2 separate regions of the Mus musculus genome follow, and region 1 is linked to region 2. A link is a contact called in ENCODE Hi-C data. All regions are on one chromosome and are shown on one strand. The core of a region is the stretch at or near the end of the contact, and the rest is flanking DNA. Distances in the headings are between cores, read along the strand shown.

The links. Hi-C counts contacts between places; a loop is a spot of excess contacts on that map.
Region 1: a loop to region 2 is called in a map of T-helper 17 cell, with 2.0 times the contacts of the local background. The contact joins the enhancer-like site here to the promoter of 1700018B08Rik in region 2. A Hi-C loop is called at or near these places in 4 of 37 maps with a recorded cell type or tissue (Patski, T-helper 17 cell, heart and 1 more).

The regions. Positions count from the first base shown.
Region 1 is chr8:121,662,752-121,669,567 of GRCm38, forward strand. No RefSeq gene overlaps it. Among named protein-coding and RNA genes, the nearest start is that of Zcchc14, 14 kb to the left of the region's middle. RefSeq lists an enhancer at 5,204-6,816. Within about 2 kb of position 2,705, at least 1 of the 3 ENCODE cell types and tissues checked has a DNase peak (open chromatin) inside an H3K27ac peak, as active enhancers do; it is heart, where a contact is called at or near this core.
Region 2 is chr8:121,541,726-121,547,752 of GRCm38, forward strand. 1700018B08Rik (RIKEN cDNA 1700018B08 gene) reads right to left here and starts at 2,603. Exons shown (of 9, transcript NM_001382232.1): 1 at 2,566-2,603; 2 at 2,279-2,431; 3 at 445-496. The coding sequence starts at 2,312. 1700030M09Rik (RIKEN cDNA 1700030M09 gene) reads left to right here and starts at 2,663. Exons shown (of 3, transcript NR_045903.1): 1 at 2,663-2,997; 2 at 3,542-3,632; 3 at 5,390-5,927.

The sequences.
Region 1 (6,816 bases), core at 1,455-3,954, 120 kb after region 2:
TGGCTTTGGATGTTTTCGTACAAGTTGTGCCTTCAGTGCCGGACCAGGGGACAAAGGTGTAATGCCTCATTATGGAGGTAAAAACCAAACCTATTTTTTCTTCTCCTGAAAGACTAACAGATTTATGCTTCCATCTCATTTGCTGACTCTTGGGGCTAGTATCATTGTCGACTTGACAGAATCTAGAGCCGCCTTGGAAGGAGGCCTCTGAGCATGCCTGTGTGGGATTATCTTGATTGTATTCATTAATGTAGGAAGACCCTTCTTGACTATGGGCAGAACCATTCCCTAGGCAGGGCTCCTGGACTGTTTAAGATGGAGAAAGCCATCTGAACCAGCATTCAAGCATTCACCTTTTTCTTCTGAACCGTGGATGTGATGGTGGGGCTGTGATGTCCGCCTCACCATGGTGCGAGCTAGCCCCGCTTCCCACCTGTGTGATGTCCGCCTCACCGTGGTGCGAGCTAGCCCCGCTTCATGGAAGCTGCTCCTGTAGCTTTCCCCTTGACTTTCCCCGAGGTGAGCGCCACACTGCCGTGGGATGCTCCTTTTTGGTGGTGCTGGGCAGGGACAAGTGGGAGAAGCCAGCCTTCCAGATGTGTCCTGCTTGCCCAGCTGTCTAGCAGATCCAGGGTATTGCCCATGTTTAGTTTGTTGTACAGATGCCAGGATGGCTTGTGGTGACAAAATGCAATGGTTCTCTCAGGAGTATCTATAACCAGTTTGATTTGGATTTTCTCAACAGCGACTACACACACACTTGTGAGTTTTTTTGTGCTGGGTTTTCTCTCTCTTTCTACACTCCCCTACCCACAAACACACACACATGCACACAGGTATACGCCACCCTGCCTAGCACACATTAGGTCTTTTCTGGTGTGAGGGGACAGTGTGGGCATGAAGGCTGGGGAGCCAGGGAGACCCTGACGTCATGAATGTATTTCCTTATGCTCCCTAGTGGAGAGCTCGCATCCTCAAAAGAAGCCTGACAGGTGAGCCCTGTGCTGGCCCCAGTGCTCTTCCTCTGACTCACTGTGTGACTCGGGGGACTATCTGCCTCACCTGCAGCCCTACCACGGAGGGCTGGCCAGAGATCCCCCAACACTCAGCTCTTACCCCTCTTCAGGTGCTTCAGGTGGACTGAAGTCCGTGAACTCTGTTTGTCCCTCTGGCAGCTTCTTGATGTCCTCTCCAGGCTGGCCTGGTGGCGCGGATGCCTTTGCTCCACAGCTTATGCCTCTCTTGGGTTCCCTGGGAGAAGCAGTCGGGATGCCCCAGCTGCGGGGTCCATCGGTGAGATGTCTGTGTCTTAGGCTTTTGCTGTAACTTTTTCAGTTTCTGTGTGTAACTTTTGTGTCTGTGTGTCTGTGTGTGTTTTCCTATTGCTGTAATAAACCACCCTGACAAAGCAACCTACAGGAGTTTACTCTGACTCGTAGGTAAAGTGTACAGTCTAGTCTGAAGACAGGGTAGCAGGGGTGAGGCAGACATCACACAGGTGGGAAGTGGGGCTAGCTTCCCCCCTTGTGAGGCAGAAATCACACAGGCGGGAGACCCTGTGCACACAGCATGTAGTGTGTTCAGAAACACACACAAAGGCTCACAGGAGACTTGAAGCTCTGGGCGGGTCTTGCGGGTAGACAAAGGCTAGCTAGCATGATGTTTGGTATTGGCTTTATCCAGTCTTGTGGGTGTGTTAGGACCCAGGAGCGACTCCTTCCTTCTGCCATCTCCCCCTTCTGGGCAGTTTGCAGGTGTCAAACGTAGCCGAGGGGATCTTTGGCTTTCAGAATCCAAATACTATGGGGCAATCCTGGCCTCTGCCTCTCCTTAGAATCCTGGTCCTAAATGTGCCATGCAGATCCAGGGAAGGTCTGGTTCTAGTCTGATCTAAAGAGCGAGCGATGAAGAAAAGGTCTTCCCAATATCCACAGGCCCTGGCTGATCACAGACACAAGCTAGTGCTGTTTTATTGTTTCTTTGGTTTTGGGTTTTGAGTGGCTGAAGGCATTCCTGATATCCAGACAAAAACCTCTGTGAAGGTATTCACTGGATGCATCTGTAGCCAGTGAAGGCTCCTGTTTTGTGTGTGTGTATGTGTGTGTGTGTGTGTGTGTGTGTGTGTGTGTGTGTGTGTCTGTCTGTCTGTCTGTCTGTCTGCCTGCCTGCCTGCCTGTCTTCTAGAGACTACAGGTTAACCCCAGAAATTATTCCTTAAGCACCTTCCAGACTTTTCTGTTGCTGTTGAGACATGATAGGCTAGGCGCGTTGTCAAACAGAGCCTGAAGGATCTATTTGTTTCTGGCTCCCCAGTGCTAGGATTACAAGTGTAAGCCGCTCCACCCAGCTTATGTTATTTATTTATTTATTTTTATGTGGTTCTGGAAATCAAACTCAGGTCCTCAGGATTGCAAGGCTGGTACAGGATGAAGAGATACCTCCTAAGTCCCAGTCTGTTTCTTCTTAAGGCTCATGAGTCTGTAACCCTCACAGGATGCTGAAGAGCCAGGAGGCTTTAAAGAACAAACATGAGAGTCTGTGTTCACCCTGGTACAAGCCATGGATCCCCGTGGCCCAGCCCCTGTGTCCGCTGGTGCGGTTGGGCCGGGCCTGCCAGCATGTGGGCTGTTTGTTGCGCAGAGCCTAGACTCCAGGAGCCAGCTGCTAGCCACAGAGCCCACAGCCCACAATCCCAGGCTCCCGAGAACCACACTGACTTCCGCCTCCTCCCCATGGCTGCGCCAGCCTCCCTGACCTCCTGGCCGCCGTTTCCCAGCAGCCTTTTGTTTATTTGGACAACGTCTGGGGTCTCCTAGAGAAAGAGGCTCAGCTGAGTTCCAGGAAGTGAGTCCGCACTGCCTGCTCTTGGAAGGCTCCCAGCTGTCCCTCGGTGGCTCCTTTGGGCAAAAGCTGCTTAGCCGGCAGCCACTGCAGCGCCTACCCTAGCCCTGGTGTGCGCTGTTACCCACGCCTCCTTTACCTCGCTCTGCCACACTGCCTGACCTCTGTCTGATGCTCCATGCTTGGTGTTTCCGATGCTCTGCTCAATTCACAGGGACTGTTTTATGTCACCAAGCACATCCCAGCGGCATGGCTGACAGCAGGAGTTTCCATCATCTTCTCTGCTCTTAAGAAACAGCCTCCAGCCAGGTGGTGATGACGCACACCCTTTGATCCCAGCACTTGCGAAGCAGAGGCAGGCGGATCACTGTGAGTTCGAGGCCAGCCTGGTCTACAGAGTGAGTTCTAGGACAGCCAGGGCTACACAGAGAAACCCTGCCTGGAAAAGTGAGAGAGAAAGAGAAAGAGGGAGAGGAAGGGAGAGGGAAAATAGTCTGTTGAGTTTGTGTCAATCATGGGATGGCTATAACCTCTCATTTATAGCTTAGAGCTGGGAGTACGAGGACAAACCACCAAGACTGGCTTTCTCCACGCCCAGTATGAATTCAAACTCTGGCTCTCACGCTTCCGTAGCCAACACTTTACCAGCTGAGCTATCTCCATCCTCAACGCTCCGCTTTTCTTTCTTTCTTTTTTTTTTTTAAAGATTTATTTATTGTTATTATATGTAAGTACACTGTAGTTGTCGTCAGACACTCCAGAAGAGGGAGTCAGATCTCATTACAGATGGTTGTGAGCCACCATGTGGTTGCTGGGATTTGAACTCAGGACCTTCAGAAGAGCAGTTGGGTGCTCTTACTCACTGAGCCATCTCACCAGCCCCTCCGCTTTTTGCTGTCCATCCAGGTTACCTTTCTCAAATGTCACCCAGTTGTGCTTTTTAGCCCTGCATAAGAACTTGGGAGTAATCAGATGAGCATTCTGGAACCATCTACACATCATTAGTAACTGGGCAAGGATTTGCTGCTCATCACCAAATGTCCCCAACAGGTTAACTGCTAGTCAGGTAGTGTTGGAAAAACCCCATGGGAACTTTTCTTTATGGTCATGTCCACAGCAAACACTTTTCTTTTTAATCTTAAAAAAATATATACTCCCTTTAATCCCAACACTCAGGAGGCAGAAGCAGGCGGATTTCTGAGTTCGAGGCCAGTCTGGTCTACAAAGTGAGTTCCAGGACAGCCAGGGCTACACAGAGAAACCCTGTCTCAAAAAAACCCCAAATATATATATATATATTTGGCTATCCTGGAACTCACTTTGTAGACCAAGCTGGCCTTGAACTCAGAAATCCGCCTACCTCTGCCCCCCGAGTGCTGGGATTAAAGGTGTGCGCCACCACGCCCGGCTAGTTTTTTGGGTTATTGTTTGTGTTTGAGAACTGCCCTGGTGCTCACCACATAACCCAGACTAGCCTCAAGCTCATCCTCCTCCTGCCTCGTCTCCCAGGTTCCGGGGGACACCAACCCTCCAGGCTCACCGGTGTTTTAGAATGACTCTCAGGAGACACATCCCGGCCATTTCTTCTTCTCCCCTTACAGTGGGGTTACCAACTCAGTGTAGGAATGACATGTGACAGCGTGACAAAGAAGATGCTTCCAGAGACCACAGAACTGACTCCTTGAGCCTTGTCACACCACCACAGCTCACTCAAGTTCCCAGCATTCTTCACAGAGGTCCGCCTGCCTCTGACTCTCAAGTGCGCCACCATGTCCGGTTCTTTTGCTAATCTTTTTATTCATCTAAATTATTTTGTGTGTGTGCCACAACTGTGAAGACCAGAAAAGGGCATTGAATTCCCCTAGGAGTAGGGTTACTGACAGTTGTGACCCACACCATGTGGTTGCTGGGAATCGAACCCAGTCCTCTACAAGAGCAGCCAGTGCTCTACCCACTGAGCCATCTCTGCAGCTTTCTTTCTCTTTCTTTCTTCCTTTCTTCCTTCCTTCCTTTCTTTCTTTCTTTCTTTCTTTCTTTCTTTCTTTCTTTCTTTCTTTCTCTCTCTCTCTCTCTTTCTTACTTTCTTTCTTTCTTTCTCTCTCTTCCTTTCCTTCCTTTCCTTCCTTCTTTCTTTCTTTTTTTGTTTTTGTTTGTTTGTTTGTTTGTTTTTTGAGACAGAGTTTCTCTGTATAGCCCTGGCTGTCCTGGAACTCACTTTGTAGACCAGGCTGGCCTCGAACTCAGAAATCCGCCTGCCTCTGCCTCCTGTGTGCTGGGATTAAAGGCATGCACCACCACTGCCCGGCTCCTTCATTCTCTTTTAAAGATTTATTTATTTATGTATATTTGTACACTGTAGCTGTACAGATAGTTGTGAGCCAGTCAACCCCGCTTGCTCTGCCCGGCCTGGCTCCCTCAGTCCCTGCTAGCTCTGGCCCAAAGATTTATTTATAATTATACATAAGTACACTGTAGCTGTCTTCAGATGCACCAGAAGAGGGCGTCAGGTCTCATTACAGGTGGTTGTGAGCCACCATGTTGTTGCTGGCATTTGAACTCAGGACCTTTGGAAGAGCAGTCAGTGCTCTTACCCGCTGAGCCATCTCTCCAGCCACTGTCTTCAGCTATTTTCAATGATGCCTATGAGACATGTGGTCAGAGAGGGTTCCAGGACCGAGTGGTGGGACAGAGGCAATGAGGTGCAAGAACTACAAGCTCTCTCTGTCTGCTCACAGCCAATCTCCCTTCATCCTCTCTCACACCAAGGCTGAGCCCACTGGGATATGGAGGGCCCCGGAAAGAGGAGAGTATCCCTGGAAAGACAAAAGCAGAGCCAGGCGCCTGGGCTATAAGCAGAAGCCTGCTGCTGGCTTTCCCTCTGTTTAGAACAGCGTGCGAAGGCAGGCCCTCTGCTCAGCTTCAGGGTAGACAGCTCACGAATGGCTTGGGCCAGGGCACAGGGGGAGGCTGTCTCCTCTTGTGGAGTTCGCCTTAGGCCTCCATTTCAGGCAGGCTGCTATTTTTAGGGGGCTGGCACCATGGATAAATGCTGGGTAGGGAGCAGAGGGGACCTGACACACAGAGTCTGGGCATGCTGCAGCAGGGTGGGGTGAAGGAAAGGGGGCTGCCGGGCTGCCGAACAATGGGCTTGGGGGCTGGCAGGCAGGGTGGCTGTCACACCCAGTGCGATGTTAATCACATCCTGCCTGGCATCTCAGCAGTTCTGACACATGTAGCCCCACCCCACTCATGAGCACCCTCCCTGCCTACTGCACAGGGTGCTGCCTCCCAGGCACCATCCCTCCAATGCGGACTTCCTTTGTCTGTCTGTACCGGCACCACCAGAGGAAGGGTCCTTTCCAAGAAGGCCGAAAAGCCAAGGGTGCCGCCTGCTCCTTCTTGGGACTTGGCCGTTGCGGGCTGATGAACAGGAGGAGCCCCTATTGATATTCCAGCCAGGACTTTGGGGAGCTGTAACAACAGAAGCAGACCCCCGGCTAGCCAGGATGAGGCTTTCTGACAGTTGCTACAGGGATAGGAGGGAGCTTGACCAACGGAAAGGTGACAATCAGGTCACAAGAAGGCTGCAGGGAAGTGGCTCTGAGGATGGGGGTGGGGCATGCCCGCCTTGGATGGGGGTGGATTCTAGACCTCTGTGGTCTAGAGACGACCAGTTTCCCATCCATCCCTGCGTACCCTGATCAGGGCTTCCTCCCAGATCCTGCAACCTCAGACGCACATTGTTTCTTTGGCTCATGAGCCTGAGGACCAGGAAGGGAGGTGGGGAGGCACGGGGAGTGTGACTCACTTGTGGCCACCCAGCCAAGAGACTGGCAGGGGTGGGGGGGGCAGTCTGCATCCAATCAACCCCAGCTCAGCTGGCTGAGCTGGACTTACCAGGAAGTCCCTCCCCTCCTCACGGTGTGCACCCCCTCCCACCGTTCCTCACCATCCACCCCCTTGCACTTCTCTTCC
Region 2 (6,027 bases), core at 1,353-3,852:
CAGCCATGCCTGAAGGCCTGCTCCTGACATTTCCAAGGTTGGAAAGAGTAGGTCGCCACTGCGCTACCGCTGGACTGGGCAGCCTCGGGGCTCCCGGCACTCACAGGTGAGCTCCGAGGTCACCCGTGTGGACTCTGGGCTGACCTGATCTGTCATGATGCACTGTGTTGGGCATGTGCTATACAGCCAGTCGGACCAGAGCCTCCAAGGTCCTCACTAAAGCCAGAGGGTTGCGCTGCTTCTCAACAGCTTCCCGCTCGACCTGCTGATTGGCCCTCGATCAGCCAATCGGGAGCTGTCGTATTCGGGTGTGCACTGAGCTGACAGCTGATTGGCTACTCGCAGGTGGCTCATGGGAGCAGTGGGACAGAGAGGACATTTGGCTCGAGCTCCATATCCTCTCGTCGCCTGGGTGGACATGGAGACCAGCCCGAAGACACTCACCATTTTCTGTGGATGGATCTGTGCGCGCGTAGGACTACCCGGTCCCGATCCCCTGTAAAGAGACAGAGGGAGGTAGGACCGGACCAAAGGGGGTCCCCATGGGCTAAATTCCTCTTTGGGTCGCAGATACCACCAGGGATCCCCAAAGCCATGTGTTATCAAGTAGAGTAACAGCTTGGTGGACCAGAACTTCACAGCCTGTCAGATACATTCACTCTGTGCATCCCAGATACCATCAGAGACACACCTCTACTCAAAGCCGTTTGTTATCAAATACGGTGACAGCTTGGAGAACCTGGGCTTCGCATGTGCGCGCCGGTCAGACGTGCATGAATTGTAACTTAAAAGAAATGTTGCCATCCAGGGCTTTGGTCAGACCAGACTTAGCGTTTGGGACCCGTGAGATGGCTTAGCAGGAGAGTGCTCCTGCTGCCAAGCCTGACAACCTGAGTTCGATCCCGGGACCCACATAGTGGAAGGCGAGTACTCCCTTACATCTCAACTGCCTGTTCCGAAACAGCCCACAGCTGTTACGGGAGAAAATCCAGTCATACTTCAGGCAGGGGTTAAAATCCACAATTTACATAGAACTGCCAAAGTTAAATACCGAGGGAACAAAGCTGCCACCTGGACTGGTGAAGGGAACAGACTTTGGCTCCCTCCAGGGGCTGCCCTTAGCAGAGGATGGGGGGTGTGGATACCTGCCCCTGCCTCCGTGCTGCCATGGCAACCACTCCAGAGCACATCCCTAAAACCACCCCATGACTCTGGGGTCCGCCCCTTGGCCGACCTTCTCATCTGTTTCCTGAGTCCCTGTGACGACTTTGGATTCCTGTCTTGGGGGTCTGCCCCTAGAGGATCTCAAGTTCTTCCCAGCACCCCGCGGACAGTCAACACCCACCAAAGGGGTCCTTCCCCTCCCCCACAGTCCCTCGGCTTCGCGCCACAGACCGACAGTCCACAGCTGGCAACAGCCCAGAGACCTGGTGGGCTGGGGCAGGCACTGTGGTAGCGGCTGGTGCAGCGGGGTGCCGGGCCCCTGCTAGTAAACAACAAGAAACAACTCAGCAAAAAGAAACACCCGTGGATACAGAGAAAGAAGAATGGCTGCCATAGCCATTCTAGAAAGCACAGCAAGCCCACAGCTGAGGTGTCGAAGCTGCAGGAAAGAGGATCCCAGCTATTCAGGAGGCTGAGCCTGGAGCCTGAAGACCATTTGAGAGCATGACGGATGTCAAGACTTCCAGGCCAGCCTAGACTACTGAGGAACCCTGACTCAAAATGCAAAAATAAAATAAAATAAAACAAGATGAAAAAATAAGGGTCTGGAGAGATGGCTCAGGGGTTAAGAGCACTGCCTGCTCTTCCAGACGTCCTGAGTTCAATTCCCAGCAACCACTTGGTGGCTCACAGCCATCTGTCATGCGATCTGACGCCCTCTTCTGGTGGGTCTGAAGACATCGACAGTATACTCATATACATAAATCTTTTTAAAATTATATAAAATAAAAATCAGGCAGGCAGGGGCAGTATATGCCTTTAGTCCCAATACTCAGAGAGGCAGAAGCAGGTGGATCTCTTAGAGTTGGAGGCCAGCCTGGTTCCAGGATAGACCAGACTACATATATTCCCTCCTCCTGCGGACACTTCCCAGGTCTGTCAGGCTGGACGTTGGAGGGTTCTAAGACAAGGTCACCCCAGCACCTCCGACTAGAGTCAGTTACATGTCTTGTCTCGTGCCCTTGCTACAGGGCTCTTAGCGTCTTGCCCTACTGTGGTATTGTGAGCTTCCCGGGGGTTGACACTCTGTCAGCTCAGCCAGCTTGGCCATTACCTTTTCCTCCTGGGGTCGCTGGTATCATGGCCATCCCTTTGTTCCCTGTCTCCAGTGGTGACACGTCCCAGTTCTTTCAGTGGTTGTGACTGGTCTTTCTTCACTCTGCCCTCCAGTGTGCTGTGGGACACAGCATCACCACCATCATCCTCACTATCATCAGAGCGGGAAAGGGAAGAGGCCCACACGGGTTCTAATAACTTGCTACTCCCCAGACGCCTGTCAGCCTGCTCCCCATGGTCCTAGGGCTCCCTTGAAGTGTGTGGGAGAGGCAGCCACCTACTTGCCTGTGCACCGTCTGTGTCCCCCACAACCATGGTACTCCGTGGAAGCCAGCCTTCCAATGGAACTATGGAATGCTGGGAACAGAGGCTCCACAGTGATGACGGGGACAAGCCATTCCTCTCAGGCAGCCCTTGTCCCCCTCCTGGCTCCAGAAGGGCAGCATAGGCCCAGAAGCTGCAGGCGTGGACAGAAACGAGGTCTCCCGGGCTCCGGGTGCGGAAGGCTCAGTGGAAACTTTCTGAGTGGTTGTCTTCAAAAGGCCCACCTAGCACAGGACTCCAGAGAATGCTTCGTTGAGCCCGGAGCAGCTGTCCAGACCTGGTGTCCAGAGTGATCCAGCAGCTCCACGCAGCAAGCTCCAGAGATCAGCCACAGACTGGTGCCCCCCCACCCCAGGCAGCAATCGGCTGCATCATGGCCTCACTGGGGCACAGGCAAGTGGAGTCAGACCCAACCCCCAGCTGTTCTCTCAGCTCTGCCCCACATCTGACCCTCTCTAGCTCCTCATCCACACCTAGACAGCCAGGAAACTATATCTGCAGGCCTCACTGCAGCTATCTTAGCAACCTGGAGGCCATTCTTAGCAAGGCAATCCAGGTATATCCTCAGCCCCTTCGGGGGCTTCTGTGACGCTCAGGGAGCCACAATCCTTATCACGGCTCCTGGGGCAGTAGATAACGCTGAAGAGCCACACACGAGAGACTCCATCCAACTCTACAGCTCAGCCTCCTTCCCCGACGGTGCTCCTTGCTGCTCCACGGTGCCATGTGCTCCCTCTATGAAGCCTCCTGTCCCCTCAGCCCGAAATGTTCTGCCTGTCACCAGCCATTCTCCGCAGAACGGCAGGGCTATGCCTAGCTCCAGCCAGCCACTAGCCCATGTGGACTCCTCCCCAGTCTCCAGCCCAGGTGTTCCCTACTCAGGTGGCTCCTTGTGTCCTTTCTCCTTCCCACACTTCTCCACTGGCATCTTCTACAGGGACAGTGCAGAGACCTTGAACAAACATCCCGTCGTACATGGCCACCATCCCAGTGTGCATACAGAAAGAGGCCACCCTGGCCATTAAGAGGTGGGCACCACTGTGGCCTGTAAGGAGGGATGGCGGGGACAGTGAGGAGCTTCGAGGACATGCTCCTTCCTGTGCGGGAGGGAAAGCAAGATGGTGCAGCCACTGTCAGATCGAAGCAGGGTTGGTTTTTGTTGTTGTTGAAGTATTTCTGTGTATGTGTGTTTGCCTGAATATATGTTAGTGTGGCACATCCACACGGCACCCACAGTGCCAGAAGAAGGCACAGAAGCCCCTGGAACTGGAGTTATAAGATGGCTGTGAGCTGTCATATGGATTCTGGATACAAAACCCAAGTCCTCTGCAAGAGCAGGTAGTGCTCATAACCAGTGAGTCATCTCTCCAGCCCTGGGCAGGTTCTGGAGGCTGTGACTCCCCCCCCCCCCCACAGTGCCTCGCTGTACTCTGAAGACCCTACCCACACAAACGATATGCCAGGGTGTGTAGAGCTATTCACAGGATGCCCAACTGCAAATAACCCAAGATCTCATAGCAGGAGAAGCTTGAGGTACACCCACCCCCAGAATACTAGTCAGCCAGTGAGCCGTGCAGGAGTGTGACTGACAGGTGCTGCGGGACGGGGGAACCCCGACACGGGCAGTTACATAGACTCAGCAGGGAAACGACCGCCATGGGACAGACGGCTGTAAGTGAGAAGCCCAAGTCTGCAGGATAAATCACATAGACAGTTAACAGTGTGTACTGTTAGATTCGAGTAGGATGTGCAGGTGTGGTGGGACCAGCTCGTTGTGATTCCAAGACCTGAGAGTCTGAAGTGACAGGAGCAGGAGCTTCAAGCCAGACTCATCTAGTTAGAGAGACTTGGTCTCTCTCTCGTGTGTGTGTGTGTGTGTAAGTGTATGAGTATTGTGATGTGTATATATGATGTGTGAGTGTGATGTATATATGATGTGTAATATGTGTGATATGTGTGTGTGATGTGTGTGTGATATGCGTGTATGATATGTGTGTGATACATGTATGTGTGTATAAGTGTGTGATGTGTGTGTATGAGTGTGTGATGTGTGTGTGATGTATGTGAGTGTATATTCCCTATGGAAACAGTTGAAAAAAGCCTTAAAGGGGCAGTAATGGAAGCAAGTCGAGAAATGGAATGAGCTCCCTACTGTTTGCACAGACGCAAACAGTTTAGAGAAAGGTGACATCATTCTGTCCCCACTGTGGGGCTTAAGTGTCCCTCAACTCAAAAAAAAAAAAAAAAAAAGAAAAGAAAAGAAAAGAAAAGAAAAAAAAGTCCCATGCAGTCACTGGAGACAATACCTCCAGCATCTTGCCCAGCCTCTGCAATGTCCTGGGTTCAGTCCCCAGTACAGCCTGTAAATAAAACCATTTCTACCGGGGCAGAAGTGGTTACACACAGCCAAACTTGAAAGGCAGTGGTAGCCGGGCACAGTGGTGCACACCTTTGATCCCAGCACTCGGGAGGCAGAGGCAGGCGGATTTCTGAGTTCGAGGCCAGCCTGGTCTATAGAGTGAGTTCCAGGACAGCCAGGGCTACACAGAGAAACCCTGTCTCAAAAAACCAAAAAAAAAAACAAAAATCAAAACTTGCTTGGACAGACTCATCTTTTTCTAAATGTCTCTAGCACTAAGGATGGGGCTGCATGGAGGCCTCTCCCCTGGCCAGAGCCCCTTCCAGGGAACTTCTAAGAGCCCACTACTTGGAGGATTGCGACAAACACACCAGGTTACCAGGCAGGAGGTGACAGCTAAGCCACATGTTGCACCTTCCTTTCCAGATCAAGGTGAAGCAGGATAAGGAAGAGATCTTCCCCAGTGGAAGAGGATGGAGAAGACCCTCACGGTGTAGCGGCTTCCCCAGAGGTTCCCACACCGCCTTGTGCCCCAGTGGGCTTTGAAGCCACAAGAGTCCTCTTTGCTAAGGTATTGTGGACTGCAGTAACCCGGAGCGCCCACTAGAGGTCACACCACAACCTCTTTAAAAGGAATGGTCAGATTGACAGACGGTGCCTGTAGATGGGAGAGCTAACGTAGGAGGTAGACTACATCAGTGCCAGATCATGACCCCTCCATGAGCCCCCATCTGTAATGCCAGCTCCCCCATGTGTAATCTCAGTTCCAGAAAGCATCCACCCCTGCCCTCACAGCTGGCTGGCTGCTGTTTCCCACAGGATGAGAAAAGGCTGGAAAGGAAAGGGAAAGTCTGGCGAAACCACCTGATATTTGCTTTAAAGTATTTCAGGTCTGGAGCTGGACCTCAGAGGTAGGCACCTGCCTGGTGTCACCCCCACCCCTGTGAAAATGAAACTGTCTCAGAGACCTGTGTGGAGACATACCAGTCCATCACTAGTCGCACCGCACCTTCCCATCTGGACCCCAATTTCTCATTCTGACAGGAGGCCACTGCACCTCAGAT